Regions from separate parts of the Homo sapiens genome. Here region 1 is linked to region 2. The links are chromatin loops, found by intact Hi-C in ENCODE. Cell type or tissue: CD14-positive monocyte. All regions are shown on one strand. Each heading gives the region's core, and the rest is flanking DNA. Links, peaks and the distances in the headings are about the cores only.

What was found. Peaks named below come from ENCODE experiments on the same cell type or tissue, not always from the same donor. Only the 100,000 strongest peaks of a DNase experiment are listed, where the experiment ranks them.
Region 1: it touches region 2 in a loop (3-fold over the local background); 3 of 110 quality-filtered maps call a loop at or near these places.

What each region holds. Positions count from the first base shown.
Region 1 is chr21:33,032,615-33,042,213 of GRCh38, forward strand. No RefSeq gene overlaps it. Among named protein-coding and RNA genes, the nearest start is that of OLIG2, 11 kb to the left of the region's middle. RefSeq lists enhancers at 416-1,084, 1,085-1,752, 3,351-3,904, 3,905-4,457, 9,384-9,599. In CD14-positive monocyte, for the core only: no CTCF peak of the experiment used is centred there; a DNase peak (open chromatin) is centred at 3,997; H3K4me3 peaks cover 1,378 bases; H3K27ac peaks cover 2,702 bases.
Region 2 is chr21:33,096,656-33,106,254 of GRCh38, forward strand. No RefSeq gene overlaps it. Among named protein-coding and RNA genes, the nearest start is that of OLIG1, 31 kb to the left of the region's middle. RefSeq lists enhancers at 1-105, 8,290-8,816. In CD14-positive monocyte, for the core only: CTCF peaks have their summits at 4,814 and 5,017; a DNase peak (open chromatin) is centred at 4,776.

The DNA.
Region 1 (9,599 bases), core at 2,051-7,050, 65 kb before region 2:
CCACAGCTACATCCTTACTCCGTATCTCTCCTCTAGGGCCCCAGTGATTGCTACTGGCTGTTTGTCTGTGGAAGAGGTTGGAGGTGGAGGACTGCAGCGAGGAACTGAAGAGGCAAAGCTGGGAGGAGGGAGTCAGGGCCGGGCTGAATCTCCAGGGAACTCAGGATATTAATAGGTGGAGGCTAGGAGAGGAGGCGGATAGCGTTGACTGAGGTTTAGCCGGGGTAAGGCGGGGCACAGAGAGCTTTAAGAGCCTCAGTTCATTCCATTCTCACTACAACCATTTGAGGAGGGTGCTATTATTGTCCCGTCTTACAAGTAAGGAAACTGAGTCACAGAAAGGCTAAGTGACTTGCTCAGGGGACACAGCCAGTAAATGAAGGTGGCAAGGTTGTTGTAATCCAGGGCCCACCCCAAGAGGCCACCTGGCCCGCACTCCAGCAGTCCCCAGACTCTGGCTCAGCTGCCGCCCCGGGAATCCTCTGCTGCCACCCCCTGTCCCCCACCCCGGCCCCCTTAGGTGGCGCTCCTAGTGCTTCCCCCCATGCCTGGACCCCATCTGTCCCCGACTCCCCCATCTGGGCGGCGGGCGGGGCTCACAGGCTTTAGCAATTAGCGGGCGCGGGTGGGCGCGCGGCGCGGGCGGAGGAAGGGCCGGAGCAGGTGAGCCGCGGCGGAGCCTCATTAGGGCGGCCCGCACGCCCCGCGAGGGACCGTCGTTAGTGCCAAGACAGCTGCCGCTCCTGCCGGCCTAGGGCCGCAGCCGGAATCCCGGGCCACATCCCCTGCCCCGTTGTGCCTTCCACACCTCGGGCAGTCACTAGGAAAAGGGTCGCCAACTGAAAGGCCTGCAGGAACCAGGATGATACCTGCGCCAGTCCCGCGGCTGCTGCGAGTGCGCGCTCTCCTGCCAGGGGGACCTCAGACCCTCCTTTACAGCACACCGAGGGCCCTGCAGACACGCGAGCGGGCCTTCAGTTTGCAAACCCTGAAAGCGGGCGCGGTCCACCAGGACGATCTGGCAGGGCTCTGGGTGAGGAGGCCGCGTCTTTATTTGGGGTCCTCGGGCAGCCACGTTGCAGCTCTGGGGGAAGACTGCTTAAGGAACCCGCTCTGAACTGCGCGCTGGTGTCCTCTCCGGCCCTCGCTTCCCCGACCCCGCACAGGCTAACGGGAGACGCGCAGGCCCACCCCACCGGCTGGAGACCCCGGCACGGCCCGCATCCGCCAGGATTGAAGCAGCTGGCTTGGACGCGCGCAGTTTTCCTTTGGCGACATTGCAGCGTCGGTGCGGCCACAATCCGTCCACTGGTTGTGGGAACGGTTGGAGGTCCCCCAAGAAGGAGACACGCAGAGCTCTCCAGAACCGCCTACATGCGCATGGGGCCCAAACAGCCTCCCAAGGAGCACCCAGGTCCATGCACCCGAGCCCAAAATCACAGACCCGCTACGGGCTTTTGCACATCAGCTCCAAACACCTGAGTCCACGTGCACAGGCTCTCGCACAGGGGACTCACGCACCTGAGTTCGCGCTCACAGATCCACGCACACCGGTGCTTGCACACGCAAGGGCCTAGAACTGCAAAGCAGCGGCCTCTCTGGACCGCCTCCCTCCGGCCCTCCTGAGCCCTACTGAGCCCTGCTGAGTCCTGGAGGCCCTGTGACCCGGTGTCCTTGGACCGCAAGCATCCTGGTTTACCATCCCTACCCTGGCTGACCTGAGAGCTGGGGATCTTTTAAGCTTTGTATGCCTGGCCTCACCTTTTCCTCTGCCTCCCTCCCAGACCAGCCCGGCTCTCAGACACCTCTGCTTTCTAGGCAAAAGTTCTGGAGCCCAGAGCAAGGGCCACAGGTGCAGTGCAGTCCAAACAGGACCACGAGCAATTCTCTCTCCTTCATCCTCAGATTTGGCAGTAGAAGCTTGTTTTTCAGAACAGGGCTGGAGTGGCCTCTTTGAAACTCTGAACATGTTTCAACTGTAGAATAGAGCCATAATGGGTGATCTTGGAAGCTCCGTGGGCCAATCAGGCTCTGCCCCAATACCCGAGCCCTCTGGGTGTCCTGGTCCACCTCAGAGCAGAGGTCCTGGGAGCCCCTGCTGGCAGGGAGGCTGTGATGGGTGAGAACAGCCCTCCTCCGTGTGTCCTCCGTGCACTAAGAGAATTCACTGGCCTCTGCTGAAGCGGAGTTTAGACAGTTCTAGAAAGGAGTTGTCCTTGGTTGTGGGGCTTCCCTAGGGTGGAAACTGTGGTTTGGACATCCTTGTACCTTCAGGGTACCTGCTAGATATAAGGACTCACAAAAAAATGAATGAACGAATGAACGAGTGGCACAGTGCAAGTCAGGAGGTTTGGAGAGTGTGGGGAACAAGGTGGAAGTGTAAAAGTCCTGAATCCTTCATTGATGGGGGATACTGAGGCCTAAAGGATGGTGAGCACTTTGATTCTATCCAAGGCAGCTGGATTCAGACCAAAGCCCTATACTACAGTGATCCAGGTTACGAGACCTTCCTGATCCTCTCTTCTTATGTAAATAGAGTAATTAATAGTAGCACCTGACAACTGTGCTGCTGTGAGGATTAAATGAAACATCCCAGGAGTCGCCCTCTGCATGGTGCCAGCAGTGAATGGATGCCCTGGGCCCAAGGACCTGCCCAGAGTGCAGCTGCTGCTGGGTGTGGACTCCCACAGCTGAGGCTCCCCCAACCCAAGCAGCCAGGAATCTGTAGGTCATAGTGGGGCAGTCACCATGGAGACCATGAAGAGGCAGTTGGGTGTGGGGTGGTATGCTGCCTTGGCCAAGCTCTGCCAGCTGAGTGACCTTGGACAAGAGACATGAGCTTTCTTAGCCTTGGCTTCCTTATCTGTAAAGTAGGGGTGATGCTAGTACCATCTTCACAGGCCATCTGGCCTGAGAGGGAGAACCTGGCACACCACGCATATCCAATTAAGCAGAAGAAGGTGCCTGACTGCATGAGTGTCATCCCATTGAATCTTCTGGGAGGTCCTACAAGGTATGGTCTCTGTTACTCTGGGTGACATGATCTGTCCTGCAGCATCACAAGGGGTCTGTATGCCTCGGGGCGCCAAGGAACAACTCAGCACTGTCCCTGAGCTCTGTACAGGTTCCACTTCCCAAACCCCCCCAACGCAAGGCAAGGCCTCTGTTCTCACCTTTGCATGCCCTGGGGTGCCTGGTACTGAGCATGATGCACGGTTAGTTCTCTGGGAATATCCTTTGCATTGCATTGTGGACGAGGAGGGCCCATGCTCTACATGGAAAACAGACCTGGGTCTTTTTTTTTTTTTTTTTTTTTTTTTTTTAGATGGAGTCTCACTCTGTCACCCAGGCTGGAGTGTGCAGTGGCACGATCTCAGTTCACTGCAACCCTGCCCTGGGTTCAAGCCATCTTCATGCCTCAGCTTCCCAAGTAACTGGGATTACAGGTGCACGCCACCACGCCCAGCTAATTTTTGTAGTTTTAGTAGAGACAGGGTTTCACCATGTTGGCCGGGTTGGTTTTGAACTCCTGACCTCAGGTGACCCATTCACCTTGGCCTCCCAAAGTGCTGGGATTACGGGCGTGAGGCACCGCGCCTGGCCCAGACCTGAATCCTTTTAAAGGAGGGAGCCAGGATCAGAAAGGAACTGATTGAAGGAAAAGTTGCCTGTGAAGCCCAAGCCCCAGCCTCACGGTCCCATCCCCCCATCCCCCCATTGAGGAGAGTCCCCCCTCTCAGGGCCAGGCCTGCTGTTCCCTCCATCTGTGCCCCTCAGATGCCCAGTGTAAGGGGTGAGCTGGAGAGCTAAGGATCTGCTTGTTCTGGAATTGCAGCTGGGAGCCTCGGGAAGAAGAGTGGTGGGGCCTCCTGGGAGCTGGGCATGGGGCTCCCCATCAGTTCCAGCTCTGACCTCTCTGGGCTGTTCAGGCAAAGGCAGCAGTTGCTAATGAAGACACTGGAGGACAGCGTGGCTTAGTCAGCACAGGAAGGAAATGACTTAGTGCAGCCGGGTGCTGGCAGGCGACCACAGCAGGGGCAGGCAGCCCATAAGACCAGCACAGCCAGGAGGCCACACTCCCCCGCCCCACCCTGGGCTTGCCTTCTTTGCCCCTCTCCCTTCACCACCCTCCACAGCCAATTTGCTTGTCATCACCCACCTTTTTGTGTTTAACCCGTCAGCTCTTCCTACCTCATTCACTATTTTTTTTTGTTTGTTTTAATTAAGGTCGAATGCATGTCACACAAAGTTAACCATTTTAAGGTGAACAGTTTCAGGGGCATTGACAATGTCGTGCAGCCACCACCTCTGTCTCATTCCAAAACATTTTCATCGCTGCAAAGTAAAACCTGGACCCACTGAGCAGTTCCTCCTCACTCCCCCATCCCTACCCCTACCAATCTACTTTCTGTGTCTATGGATTCACTGATTCTAGATACTTCATATAAACGGAGTCATAAAATATGTGGCCTTTTGTGACTGGCTTCTTTCACTTAGCATAATGTTTTTGAGGTTCAGCCACGTTGTTGCATGTATCCTTACTTCATTCCTTCTTCCAGTGGAATCATATTCTGTTGTGGGTGTCTGCCACATTTGGTTTATCCATTCATCTGTTGGTGATTTCGTTCACTTCTAAGTAACTCCTCAGGTCCTGGTATACAACCTGCCACAGTGAAAAGAGGCCTGTTCCAGGAGTTTAAAAATCTACGTCTCTGACCAGGTTGAGCATCCTCCAGCGAGTTGCTTGACCTTTCTGGGCCTCTATCTACTCATCTACAAAGTGAAAAGCTTGGCAAAGGACATTTCAAGTTACGATTCTCTGTGACTTTTTACAACCCTGAAGTCCACCCTGCCACTTGTAGAATGTATTTCATGTCCTCCCTGCCACAGGTGTGTGTCAAGAACCCCATAACAAATGTCCCAGAACTTGCACAGTGCCCCCAGCAGATCAGGATGCCTGAACAAATCTCTGCCTTTGGGTCTTAGGGAGCCAGAATCTCTGCGAGATGCCTGGCTGAAGTAGGTAGTGTATTGTGAGTGATTCCCTTATTCAATATCCAGCCAGACTTTCATCAGTTGTGACTTGGAAAGGAAATGACCAACTAACTTGTAACTTGTTCAGATCCTCATTATGATATAGTTAAGAGACGCATTTTAAGAAGTGGGCACTAAACTACATAGTGAAGATCCCACATAAATCTGGGGCTAGGTGTAGTGGAAAAACTGCTATCCTTACTCCTGTAGTTCATCTTCTCAGCCTTTTATCCAGTACACGTTTAATGTGCCAGGTGGATGTGGAGAACACTCAGTGACAGCAGCTGCATCAGGTACATCTGAACTTGATGGCCACCACATTACCCCATCCCCTGCTTTAGGCAGGTTAGAAACATACAGAGAAACTGCTTTAAAAACATGCTTGTCCTCAACATTTAAGAGCTTTGAAATGGACCCTGATTGGAGTGGGGTGATCAAGTTGTCTTTTCCATTTGAACTTGAACTTAAAGGGGAAAAAACTTTATGTAGGGAAGGTACCAAGCTCACAATTTACCGAGCTTCCATAGTCCAAAAAGAATTTGAGGGGTTTGTCTGAACCATGTTACAGAATTGAAAAGTATTTTCATACAATTGAAAGTCAGAAAATGGGAGGCACTTGCTATATTGTTCTAACGTGTTAGCTCGTGGGCCTCACTCATATATTTAATCTTTTTTTGTTAAGAGAAAGAAGTCATACCTCATGTTTTTTTTTTTTAACTTTTATTCCAAAAAGAATTTTGGAATATGGAGGCTCTGTAAACTGAGATCATAATTTCACCTCCTTTTTTTTTTTTTTTGAGACAGTTTCGCTCTTGTCACCCAGGCTGGAGTGCAATGACACAATCTCAGCTCACTGCAACCTCTGCCTCCCAGGTTCAAGTGATTCTCCTACCTCAGCCTCCCAAGTAGCTGGGATTACAGGCGTGCACCACCACACCTGGCTAATTTTTGTATTTTTAGTAGAGATGGAGTTTCACCATGTTGGCCAGGCTGGTCTTGAACTCCTGACTTGAGGTGATCCACCCGCCTCGGCCTCCCAAAGTGCTGGGAGCCATCACGCCCAGCCCCTCCTTCCCTTTTAAGACTCCAACTTTCCTCTGGCATTTTCAATTCCCTTGCCCTGCTCAATTTCCCTTTCCCCGTATGCTATTTATTACTGATTAATTTTGTTGTTTATTGTCTGTCTTCCACACTAGAATATAAGCTCCACTGGGCAGAAATATTTGTCTATATTGATCACTGATGTACAATGGTATCCAGCCCATAATAAGTGCTCCATAAATATCTGTTAAACTAATGAAATGAATGCATGCAGGTGATTTTTGCCACTGAACTGTTTTGTAACTAGAATGCAAGTGACATAAAGCTTCATTAGGATTCTCACATGAGAAAATACAAGCAAAAATCTGATCCTGTGAAAAGTGTAGCATCAAACTTCATTTTCCTTCCAGAAAATGCTTTTTAAAAACCTGCCAAATCTTGGAGGCTGGCCTTTTATTGGTTCTGGGGTGTGGGGCAAACAAGGGATTTTCTGAAATAATTTATCAGTTACTATCAACAAATTTGCTAAAGCTTGACATATAACATTCGCCACTGTGAACAAAAGCTGCCTCCCAAAGTCCCTTGGGTAGTCTTTGCGCACACTAAAAATCCAGAGCTTGAGGCATAAGACTGACCTTAACATTAAATGAATTCATGGTTGGACACTTTGTTCTAATCCTTTGTGAAGCAAACTCCTTGGATTTTTAAAACATGCTATCGGATGAATCTTTCCAATGAGGAGCATATAAATATCTCCTTTAGTAGTTCCTACAAAGCATCCATGTCAATGTCATTAACAGAATGGGAATGATATTGGAGGGAGTGGGAGGTGGTTGCAACTTGCAATTCAGACAGCCAGTGAAAACCTTAACATTAAGTATCCTTAAAAAAAAAAAAAAAACCCTCAGTGGTTGTATTTATCCTGAATGCAAAACTGTCCCCTTTGTTGAGATTGGCTGAACTAACTCAGCCTGGAGAACAATGTTGAGGCTGCTGGCGGGCCATGTGCTAATGTGCTCATGCATTACAGGCCGCAACAGATGGCTGTGAGAACACCCGGCCTGCCCCGCCTGGGTCAGGATGCAGAGCCCAACGCCTGTTTCCAGTGCTGTCCCGCTATGAAAACACTGCTTCTCTAGGGAGAGGCGATGGCTGGCCTGGGGGAGGCCAGCCATGTCTGTTCTACCCAATTCAAGGGCAAAGGTGCAAGGGAATAATGATCAGGGGTTTATTTGAGCCATGTTACAGAATTGAAAAGTATTTTCATACAATTGAAAGTCAGAAAATGGGAGACACTTGCTATATTGTTCTATCATGTTAGCTCACAGGCCTCATTCATACATTTAATCTTTTTTTGTTAAGAGAAAGAAGCCACACCTCATGTTTTTATTTTTTTAACTTTTATTTTAGACTCGGATACAGGTGCAGGTTTGTCATATGGGTAAATTGCATGTCATGGGGGTTTGAGGTACAGATTATTTTGTCACCCTGATAATAAGCATAGTACCGGATAGGTAGTTTTTTTTATCCTCTCTTTCCTCCCACCCTCCACCCTCAAGTAGGTCCTGGTATCTGTTTTTCCCTTCTTTGTGTTCATATTTACTCAATTTTTAGCTCCCACTTATAAGTGAGAACATGTGGTATTTGGCTTTCTGTTCCTGTGTTAGTTTGCTTAGGATAATGACCTCCAGCTCCATCCATATTCCTGCAAAAGATATGATCTCATTCTTTTTTATGGCTGCATAATATTCCATCGTGAATATGTACCACATTTTCTCTATCCAGTCCATTGTTGATGGGCATTTAGGTTGATTCCATGTCTTCGCTACTGTGAATAGTGCCGCAATGAACATATGCACACATGTGTCTTTATGGTAGGGAGATTTAGTCTTCTCCTATGACCAGGATGTGGTGTTTTGAGTATAGTTCTAATTTTTCTTTCCTTCCCTCTGACAAGTTTCTCTTCAATCTTTCCCTGCATCCCAGTGAATCAGTGAGAAAGCAAAACAACCCCTCCTGTCCCCCCACACCAAAACCAAACCAAAACAAACAAAAAATCCGCCAGGCTTTCTTACAACTACAAAGTGAAGCTACAGAGAAATTCCTTTGGAAACATGTTTGCAAAGGGATGTTTGTCCCTGTATCCCTACAAATGAGAAGAAAACCAACATTAGCCATCACGTTTGCTCTTCCCATCCCACCCTGAAGCAAAGGCTCAGGCAGGTGTGGCTGGTCCAGCAGCTCAAGGCCCAATGTCCTGGGAGGGAATGTGGGGGTCACTGGCTCTCTTTAGTTGTGGACTCTACCTACAGAGCCAGGCCAACCTGTCCAAGCAGCCCTGCCTGCTTCTCCAGCTCATGACCCCAGAGCTGGGCACTGGAACTCACTCACTCGGAGCCAGGTCCCCTGAGATGAGAGTGGCACCTCAGAGACATCACCCCAGAGTCACCCCAGATACATGCAGAGACAGAGAAGCACCCAGGCACACAGAGCAGTATGGACTATCAACCCCTATGCTCAACTCTCTGAAACAGATAAGCAGATGTATGGCTGGCTTGTGGTCTTCAAAGTTGGTCTAAGTTTCCTGGTGTTCATATAGGAGCACTGGGAAGCTGGCATGTGGATTACTGATGTAGAATGGTGTCCAGTCTATAGTAAGCTGGAAGCTCCCCACCTGCCTGTCTGTCACACTCAGCATGCCTTCTGTTGATGCCACTGTGTGGATAAGCATAGTGTCTCCAGGGAGCCCTGTCAAAACGCCCATTGCCTGGGAAGGAATACACAGCAAGTCACTGGCACTGGTTAGTCTATAAACGCCCATTGCCTGGGAAGGAATACACAGCAAGTCACTGGCACTGGTTAGTCTGTAAAGTACTAGTGATAACATGAAGTAGGGCACTGACAGCGTGGAAAGGTAAATTTTACCTGTAAGGGAAGGAGGGAAGGCAGGAAAGAGGGAGAACTTGAGATCAACAGGGCTGGTGCCATGAGGATCGCAAGTAGGCTATGGGGAAGGACATTTCAAAGCCGTAGTGGTGAGGATGCAGGTTAGGTACCATAACAAAGAAAGTTCCAAGACAGCAGCTTAGATAAAGTTACAGTCCAGGGAGGTGGCCCAGGGTTGGTTTGAAAGCTTCATGGTATGAACAACCCAATTCCCTCCCTCTTATTTTTCTGCTATCCTCAACACAGTCTCCATCTTGCTACTCCAAGCCTGCCATCATGCCCATATTCTGGGAAGGAGTATGGAGCAGGGAGAGTTCTCCTTCCTTTTAAGGTACAAACCAAGAATGGCATACGTCACTTCTGCTTGTATTCCCTGGGACAGAACCTAGCTACAGGGTCACATCAAACTGCAACACAGGTCAGAAAATGTGGGCTTCATCTGGGTGGCCACATGCTAGCTAAAACCTTTACTAAAAAGGGAGGGCAGACACTGGGGACAAGAAGTAGTCTGTGTCACACCAGGCTGAGGAAGGGAGGTCCCCCTCAAAGAGCTCTGCATCCACAGCTTCTGACTCACA
Region 2 (9,599 bases), core at 2,806-7,805:
TCTTTGCTCCCCACCGAAAAGGCAGTTCTCCTAAGAGGTTTGGGGGATAGAAGCCTGTTGCAGGGTTTAGAGGGGTTGAGGCACTTACTGAGAGTGGGTCCCCAGGGAATTTCCAGTACCCACAGGTTGAATGTAAAAATTAAGTATAGTAACTAAAAGACATGCTGGCCTCTGTCCAATGCCCAAGGACTGAATACATCTAAACTTTTCGGGTCCATAAAAGTCCCTTGCAAATTTTATGTATTTCTAGTTTATAATAGATAATGTATTATATATTATATACATTATATATTATATAAATGATTAATGAGCCCAGCCTTTGAACCTACAATCTTTCTTCAAATAATTTATTCTTCGTAGGCATAGCAAAAGAGCTTAAAGATCTTTGTATCAGGACATTCATCACAAAGTTTCTCCTTTTTTCCCCAAGACAGTCTCACTCTGCGGCCCAGCTGAAGTGCAAGGGCACAATCATAGCTCACTGCAGCCTGGAGCTCCTGGGATCAAGCGATCCTCCTGCCTAAGCCTCCTGAGCAACTGGGACTACAGATGCGCCCCACCACACCCAGATAATTCTTTTTTTTTTTTTTTTTTTTTTGAGATGGAGTCTTGCTCTGTCACCCAGGCTAGAGTGCAGTGGCTGCAGTCTCGGCTCACTGCAAGCTCCACCTCCTGGGTTCACGCCATTCTCCTGCCTCAGCCTCCCGAGTAGCTGGGACTACAGGCACCCACCACCATGCCCAGCTGATTTTTGTATTTTTAGTTGAGACAGGGTTTCACCGTGTTAGCCAGGATGGTCTCGATCTCCTGACCTCATGATCCGCTCGCCTCGGCCTCCCAAAGTGCTGGGATTACAGGCATGAGCCACCGCACCCAGCCACACCCAGATAATTCTTAAAAATTTTTGTAGAGACAATGTCTAGCTTTGTTTCCCAGGCTGGTCTCAAACTCTTGGGCTCAAGCAATCCTCCTGCCTTGGCCTCCCAAAGTGCTAGGATTACAGGCTTCAGCCACTGTACCTGGCCAGTTTCTTTTAATGTTAAAACCAAATAGGAATTAGCTAAAATGACTATCCTTATGGGATAAGCTTAACAAACTTTGCTATGAACTTATAATGAAATACTATGCAATCATTATAATGATCTGAATTTGAAATAATCTGAAATGATTTGAAATAATGATCTGGAGCTTTAGTTGATTAGAGAGACAGATACAGAAAGAAGCCTATAGCAATTTGTAGAATTCAATGTGTAAAAAGAGAAATGTTTGAGAAAATGTCAGCCAAATGTTAACAGTATTTTTCTCCAAATGGTGGGACTTGGTTGATTTTTATTTTTTCCTTGGTACTAACTGACTTTTTTTTTTTTTTTTTTTTTACAATTAACACAAATTGCTTTTACAATAAAATCTCTATTTTATTTTTTTAAAAAAATTTTTTGAGAGGCTTTGGTGAGCATTTGGGAAATGACTTTAAAGGGAGAAGAGGGGATTTTTCTGAGGCCAAAATGAAGGAAAAGGTATCATAAATCTTTGGTGTTTGGGCCTCTGCAAGACAGGCATCTCACCCCGTCCTGATGAGCCTGGGTCCCGGGACCACTTGCTTCTGCAACTTGCCTTTTCTCAAAGTCCTACTTTTGGGTTTAAAGCATTTCTCTTCCTTTTTTGTCATTGCCTTCTTGCGTTGACAGAGATTTTCTGAGTTTGATTTGCCCCTTGAAAAGAATAGATTGATCATCTGTAAAGACGTTGCAATCAGATGTCAAACCAATCCAATCGAGGAAAAAGGCTGGGAGAGGTGAGTTTGTGAGGGAGAGGTAGAGCATGGATCAACTCCTCTGTCACCAGACAAAGCTAATGTGCAATGGCCTGTGGCTTTCTTTTGAGCGATTCACTAATCAATGTAAATGCAGGCTCTAAGGTCGGACAAGCTGAAGTGTCTGGGGGCCTTGGTAACTTGCCCAACATCCAGTGTGACCAAGAAAAATACTCCCCAACGATAGCCTTCTAGGTTTGCACCGTATCATTATGACACTTAAAACGAGACTTTTTGATTTCAGTTGATTGCAAATTGCCCGTCTACGTTCTTAGAAGACTGAGGAGGATGTATGAGACGAAGATTTAAAAAACGCAGCTGGGTGCGATGGCTCACTCCTGTAATCCTAGCGGTTTGGGAGGCCGAGGCGTGTGGATTGCCTGACCTCAGGAATTCGAGACCAGCCTGGACAACATGGTGAAACCCCATCTCTACTAAAATGCAAAAAATTCTGGCCGGGCACAGTGGCTCACGCCTGTAATCCTAGCACTTTGGGAGGCCGAGGCAGGCGGATCACCTGAGATCAGGCGTTCGAGACCAGCATGTCCAACATGGTGAAAACCCGTCTCTACTAAAAACACAAAAATTAGCCAGGCATGGTGGCATGTGCCTGTAATCCCAACTACTTGGGAGGCTGAGACACAAGAATCGCTTGAACCCAGGAGGTGGAGATTGCAATGAGCTGAGATCGTGCCACTGTACCCCAGCCGGGGGACAGGGTGACACTCTGTCTCAAAAAAAAAAGGAAAAAATGCCCGTGAGTTCACTAAGGGTTGCCTGAAACAGCAGAAGGGCCCAGGTTTCTTATTTACCAGAAATGGAAGTGATGCTAACCAGAGTTCCACACGTGCCTTCAGTATGTGCTTCTTGGGGCACCCTTGGGCAGAGGGGTCCTCCTGGTGATGATGCAATGAGACCACACTCTCGGGGCACGAATGGCAACTGCACAAAGTTGAGGCATCTGCACTCACACGGGGACTTATTCTGCCCATTCCCTTAGCACCAAATTAGAAAGAAAAAGATTGCCCCCTGCAAAACAACTTGCTAGATTATTCCAAGGCAGGATAAGGCACAGAAAATATGCCATGTCTGCCTTTCATCACCTTAGGTAGGAGGAGAGCAAACTCCAGTTCCTTTCTTGGCCCTTTTTTTAGACGGAGTCTCGCTCTGTTGCCCACACTGATCACCGATCACTGCAACCTCCGCCTCCTAGGTTCAAGTGATTTTTCCCCTCTCAGCCTCCCTGAGTAGCTGGGATTACAGGTGCTCGCCACCACGCCCAGCTAATTTTTCTATTTTTAGTAGAGACGGGGTTTCACCATGTTGGCCAGGCTGGTCGAACTCCTGACCTCAGGTGATCCACCCGCCTCGGCCTCTGAACGTGCTGGGATTACAGGCGTGAGCCACCGCACCAGCCTCTTAGCCCTTTTTGAAGTTATTTCTTGAAGGTGGATGTGTACGTCAGGTCAGACTTCCTCTCTTAAACAACCTACCCTCGGCTTCTAGGAAGGCAGCAATTGCTTCATTTTCAAGCAAACAGAAGAGAAATACAGAACATTCCTAGGGTCTTTTACAATCACACAAAATATAAATGAGCATTTTAAAAACTTTTATTTCTAATTTTTGTGGGTACATAATAGGTGTATATATGGATTACATAAGATATTTTGATACAGGCCTGCAATGCATAATAATTACATCAGGGTAAATAGGGTATCCATTTATCCTTTGTGTTATAAACAATCCAATTATACTCTTTTATTTAAAAACATACAATTAAATTATTCTTTACTGTAGCCATCCTGATGTGATAGCAAATACTAGGTCTTATTTATTCTAATATTTGTACCCATTAACTATTCCCCCTTCCCTACTCTCCCAAATGAGCATATTTTTAAAACATTTACTGTTTCTTTCTGATTATAAAAGACATGCAGGTTCATATCAAATTCAAATACATACTGAAATAGAAAAAGAAACTCTATGTCATGTATAACCCACCTCCCAGGGATAATGACTGTGAACAGTGAGTAGTGCTTCCTTCCCGTTGTTTATTCTACACATATATAATCGAACACACAACTCGATTTTTCACGTAGCTGGAATTATATGGGCTGTATTATTCCATTTCCTTTCCCTTAGTTTTAATATTCCATCAGAGCATCAGGAAATGCAAGGCTCTGAGGAATTCTGAGAATAGTAATAATCATAGTAGGAGTAATGCAGTCAGTAGTAGCACTCTAGTTTGTATTTATTGTAGTCTGGATTCCACATAGGGCTTTTCTCCAGGGAGCTGAAGGTATTTTATATTTCCTTCCTAATAGACCTGGAACAAGGAAAACTATGCGACTAACTGTCAAAAGAGATGAGATGGGCCTGACACAGTGGCTGACGCCTATAATCCCAGCACTCTAGGAGGCTAAGGAGGGAGGATTGCTTGAGCCTAGGAGTTTGAGACCAGCCTGGGCAACATGGTGAAACCCTGTCTCTATAACAACAACAACAAAAATTAGCCTGGCATAGTGGCACACACCAGTAATCCCAGCTACTTGGGAGGCTGAGGTGGGAGGATCGCTTGAGCCCAAGAGGTTGAGGCTGCAGTGGCCCTGATCGCAGCCACTGCACTCCAGTCTGGGCAAAAGAGCAAGACACTGTCTCAAAAATATATATAGAGAGAAAAATAAATACATAAAGAGATGAGATGACTTCCTTGTGGAGTCGCACACCTAAGTCATAACCAGGAGCAGCCCCGAGTCTGTGTCCACAGAGGTGGGCAGGAGTCACCTTGGGACATGTGGCCTTCCTCTGCAACAGGCAGGTGGCACTGAATATGCACAGCTCCTCCTTGGAGGTGGGGGTGCTGCTCTCCAGAGCCTCCATGCACACGCTCCCCTGAGGCCTGAGTCACCCCGAGCTGGGCGTGAGGGGGCCAACCATGGTCCCAGCTTCCTCTATCCGCCCCTGCTGCGGCTGTGACTGCCGCCGCGTGGACCCGGGCTGCCCTGCCGGCCCATGGCTCCCGCTGCGCCCCGGCGGGCTGACAGTTGTAATGCTGTCATCCGTGTCCGCTCACAGAAAGAGCAGGAAGCCCAATTGCCCCACACAAAGGCCTGAAGTGCTCGTGTGAAAGGTCACTAAGTGCTGTCATCTGGGCCAGGGAGGGGGCCGAGAAGGCGGCGCCCACTGAGAACAACAGAACCAGGGGCAGGATCTTCACCTCGGCCTGTGGCCTGGGGTGTCCAGAGAGAGAGACAAAGACTCAAGTGGGAGCTGAAGGGACTTGGGAGCGAGGACGCCGGAGGGATGAGAGGCGCCTGGGCCGGTTCCTTAGGCAACCAGTGGCCCGTGGGCCTCCATAACTCTGCCCAGAGGCTGACAGCTCCCATTCATCCCCCAGGCCGGGCAGGTGGCAGGGCGGCCTGAAAGGAGCGGGGAAGCAGGAGGACAGGTCCCAGAAGAAGCCCCTGGGACGCTCCAGGCTCTGCGGGGAGGCCCCATCCTCCAGCCTCCTGCTAGGGGGATGGGAGGTCAGCAGGCTGTTTGTGGAACCCCAAGAAACACAGTTTAATGATAGCAAAAACTACTAAGCATACTATTTAGTGTCAAATTAGATGCCGTTTAATGTCACATTTGAGTTTATAAATGTGGCCACGACTACAAAGATTTAAGAAAACAGAGCTTGGAAGTAAAACTGAGCAAGAAAAAAGCCAGGGGGGTGGGGGCTGTTTCCTTGCCCTCAACAGTCTCAGTGAGCTGGGGGCAAAGACCACAGCCATCCATTTTTCATTAGGACACTTGAGTGTGGCCCAAAGGACGCCAGGGCTCTGGCAGGACATAATTTAGGAACTGCGGAAGACAGAGCCCCAGCGCAGTTCTCTGCTATCTTGAGGCATGCTGTGCAGTTTCAAATATGGGTCTGAAAATCAAATAGCGATCTTGAGGTCTTGGGCAATTTATTTAAACTCTCAGTGCCTTGGTTTCCCACCAGTAAAAAAAGGGTTCTTGGCTGGGCATGGTAGCTCAAGCCTGTAATCCCAGCACTTTGGGAGGCCGAGGCGGGCAGATCACGAGGTCAGGAGATCAAGACCATCCTGGCTAACACGGTGAAGTCCCGTCTCTACTAAAAATATGAAAAATTAGCTGGGTGTGGTGACATGCACCTGTAGTCCCAGCTACTCAGGAGGCTGAGGCAGGAGAATGCTGGAACCCGGGAGGCGGAGGTTGCAGTGAGCCGAGATCATGCCACTGCACTCTAGCCTGGGCGACAGAGTGAGACTCCACCTCAAAAAAAAAAAAAAGAAAAGAAAAGAAAAGAAAAAAGAAAAAAAAAAGCAGGGGGTTCTTTTGAAGATTAAGTGTTTTACTACCCATAAAAACTTAGAACAGCACCACATAAAACAGTCAATAAGTGCTAATTATCATCATTTTCATCATCTTCATCCTCATTATCATCACCCTGGCTGGTGAAATTATTGGTGAATTTAATTTAGTTCTTTACATTTTTTATTGCCTAAAGCATCTACAATGATCATGTATTATTATTACAATGAGAAAAGATGGAACTTTTTTAGAGAAAGAAAACAGCCCTGATGCTGCCTTCCACAACCCCGGGGGGAAGAGAGAGCAGAGAGATGAAGTCACAAAAGGGAAGGGCCACTCTCCAACCGAAATTCGCCTTCTTTGTAACTAGAAAAAGGTGGAGGTGAAGGTTGGGGTTTTTTCTCCCCCCATCTTAGCACACAGAGAAACATGACTTTTGCAGAGCATACAGACCTGGCTTCAGGCTGAGGACGGGGTGACTGACTGTCCCAGTTGGCTTGGATGTGGGACTTTGAGTGCAAGTCGATCACTGGAGTTGAGGGAGCAGGTTTTCAGGCACACCTGTGACCCCTCCGGGACACACCAGCTGGAGCTCTAAAATTTTTGCTTTTCGGCCCAAGATTTAAACCATACCCACAAAGCTAGGCAGGAAGCACTCTCAGTGCTCTAGGGACGAGTTTTAAGAGGACTGGAGTTGGAGGCCAGCCTGGTGGCTCACACCTATAATACCAACACTTTGGAAGGCTGAGGCAGGAGGATCACTTGAGGTCAGGAGTTTGAGACCAGCCTGGACAAGATGATGAGACCTTCTCTATACAAAAAAAAACATCAAAATTAGGAGGGCATGATGGTGTGCACCTCTAGTCCCAGGTACTTGGGAGGCTGAGGTGGGAAGATCTCTTGAGCCCAGGAGGTTGAGGCTGCAGTGAGCTGTGATTGTGCCACTGCACACCAGTTTGGGAGACAGAGCAAGATCCCCTTCTCAAAAAAAAAAAAAAAAGAGAGAGAGAGAGAGAGAACTGGAGTTGGAAAGAAAAAGGAAATGAAGTCAAGTCTATTCCTGGTCCTTTCTATAGAAGATCAACCTTGCTCTTAAGACAAAGCAACATCCTTGGAAACCCTGGCAATGTACTATTCTCTGTGTTGTGGTTTCTAAAAGGACGCTGTCACCAAAGGCACACATAATGGAGTCCCCGGGAAGCTGCACTGAGCACCCAGAGCCGGGTGGTCCAAAGAAATGCCTTTTCAGCACCTCTGAAATGAATGACGCCCCATGAAGGAGAATGGCAATGAAGAGGTAGGAGCAGCTTGGGAATTTAGAGCAGAAATCGCAAACAAATTTTACAGAGAAGCAATGTGGGAGCAGTTTTGACTGATCCCTCCAGGAAATCTCCAGGAGCGGGCAGTAGCTATTTTGTTCCAGTTGCAACTGAATTTGCCCAAGGTCACATAGCTAGGAAACCGGGAGCCAGGAGACAGCAGGGACTTCAGGCCACAGGCCACAGCCTCTCTCAAAGGAAGCATGGCTTAGGGTTGAAGAACCACCCCAAAAGCAGGGAAGTGGGGAGCAGGAAGGGTGCTGCCCCACAAGCTATAGGAGAGGGTGCCATGGAAAGGGCTGTGTATCCGTTTCCTTTGACTGCCATAACAAAGTACCATAAATTTGGTAGCTTACACAACACAAATGTATTCTCTCACAGTTCTAGAAGCGCAAATTGCAGAAGGCAGGGCCTCTTTCCCTCCGAAGGCTCTAGGGGAGGATGCTTCCTTTTCTCTTCCAGCTTCTGGAAGTGGATCCTGGCATTCCTTGGCTTGTGGCCACATCACTCCAATCTCTGCCTCCACCTTCACAGGGCTTTCTTCTCTTCTCCCTGTGTCTCTCTTCTGTGTATATCTTATGAAGACAATTATCACTGGACTTAGAGCCCAACTGGATGATCCGGGAGGATCTCATCTTGAGATGTTTAACTTGCTTATCTCTGCATTATTTTTTCCAAATGAGGGCGCATTCACAGGTTCCAGAGGTTGAGACAGGGACATGTCTTTCTGGAAGCCACCATTTCACCCATTATAGCCTGGGGACAAGGAGTGTTCGAAAACCAGGCACCAAGTTGTCTGGGTTTATTCCCAAGAAGGTACACTCTGCTGAGCATGAATCTGATCGGGATTCTGATTTACAATTATCTGCCCACCCCTCAACTCTGCCAGCAACCCTAAAATGGTTCACTGCTTAGCGAGCACTCTCACTCTGTGCGGTACCTTTCATGACCTTCTCTGCTCTCTGTAAACCACTGCCCCTTACCTCCCTGTCACTCTCAGCAAATGACCTTTCTGCTGCTTAGTAGAGAAAATAGAAGGCTTCAGAGAAAAACAGCCTCAACGGCCTCATTTTCCCATCCCCAGCCCCCAGTACTTTCCTGCCTCTGCCCTAGCCTCTCCTGGGTCCCTCCATTTCCATAAGAATGGAATTTTCTCCTCCAGCCCAGGTCAAATGATGCCACCTGGTTGAGTCCTCAGCCCTCCCATTTCCTGAGTCACCTGCAAATCATCCTAGCTGTCTTCTCTGGCTTCAACATCTCCTGCTTTTGTGGAACCCTCCCCCATCATTGAAACACAGGCATTTTCTTCCACCTTAAAATCGGAAAAAAAAATAAAAAAATAAAAAAGCAAATGCTCTCCCTTCACCTCACTTCCACTTCCAGCAAGCAGCTTCCATCCTTCCCAGGCGAGCTTCTCCTTGTATTATCTGCACTTCCTGCCTCCATTTCCTCCCTGTCCACACAGTCCCCTCCACCTAAGTGGCCCACGTGCTTCCAAGCCGCAAAATCCAAGGGTCTTTCCAGCCTTCATCTTCCCCAGCAGAACTGGCCATTAATAACCCGCCCTGCCTAACTGTAATATTGTATGGTCTTGAATTCTGTGACTCCACGTTCTCCTGGTTTTCTTCCTACTTCTTTGGCTACATCTTCTCAGGCTTTTGTTCATAAGTTGATTCTCCACAGGGCATGTAAATATTAGAGCTCAGGATCCCTCCTTTTTCACTCTAGTTCTTTCTGGGCAGTCTCCCTGCTGGGGCTCAAACTGCAGTGTATGTGACCACCACTTGCAAATGCTAATCTCCACCTTCAGAGATCAGGTATTCAACAACCTAGCCCACACCTGCTGGATGTTTTAAAGGCAGCTTATACTCAAAATATCCAAAACAAAGTTCAAGATCATTTATCCCACAAACCTGGGCCCTTTCCATCTTCCCCTGTTTCTGTGGACCAAACTACCACCCATCTAGCCAGCCAGGAAAGTCATCGCCACAATCTCCCTCTCACTCCCATTGGATCAGATTCAAAATGATGTTGCCATTGCAGGAAAGCCTCATTCTGTTTTTCTTTGTTTTGAAGAGTAGAAATGATGCTATGGGTATCTTGAGGCTTAAGAAATCCAGTAGAGAATGGAGTCTGAATTTTTAATA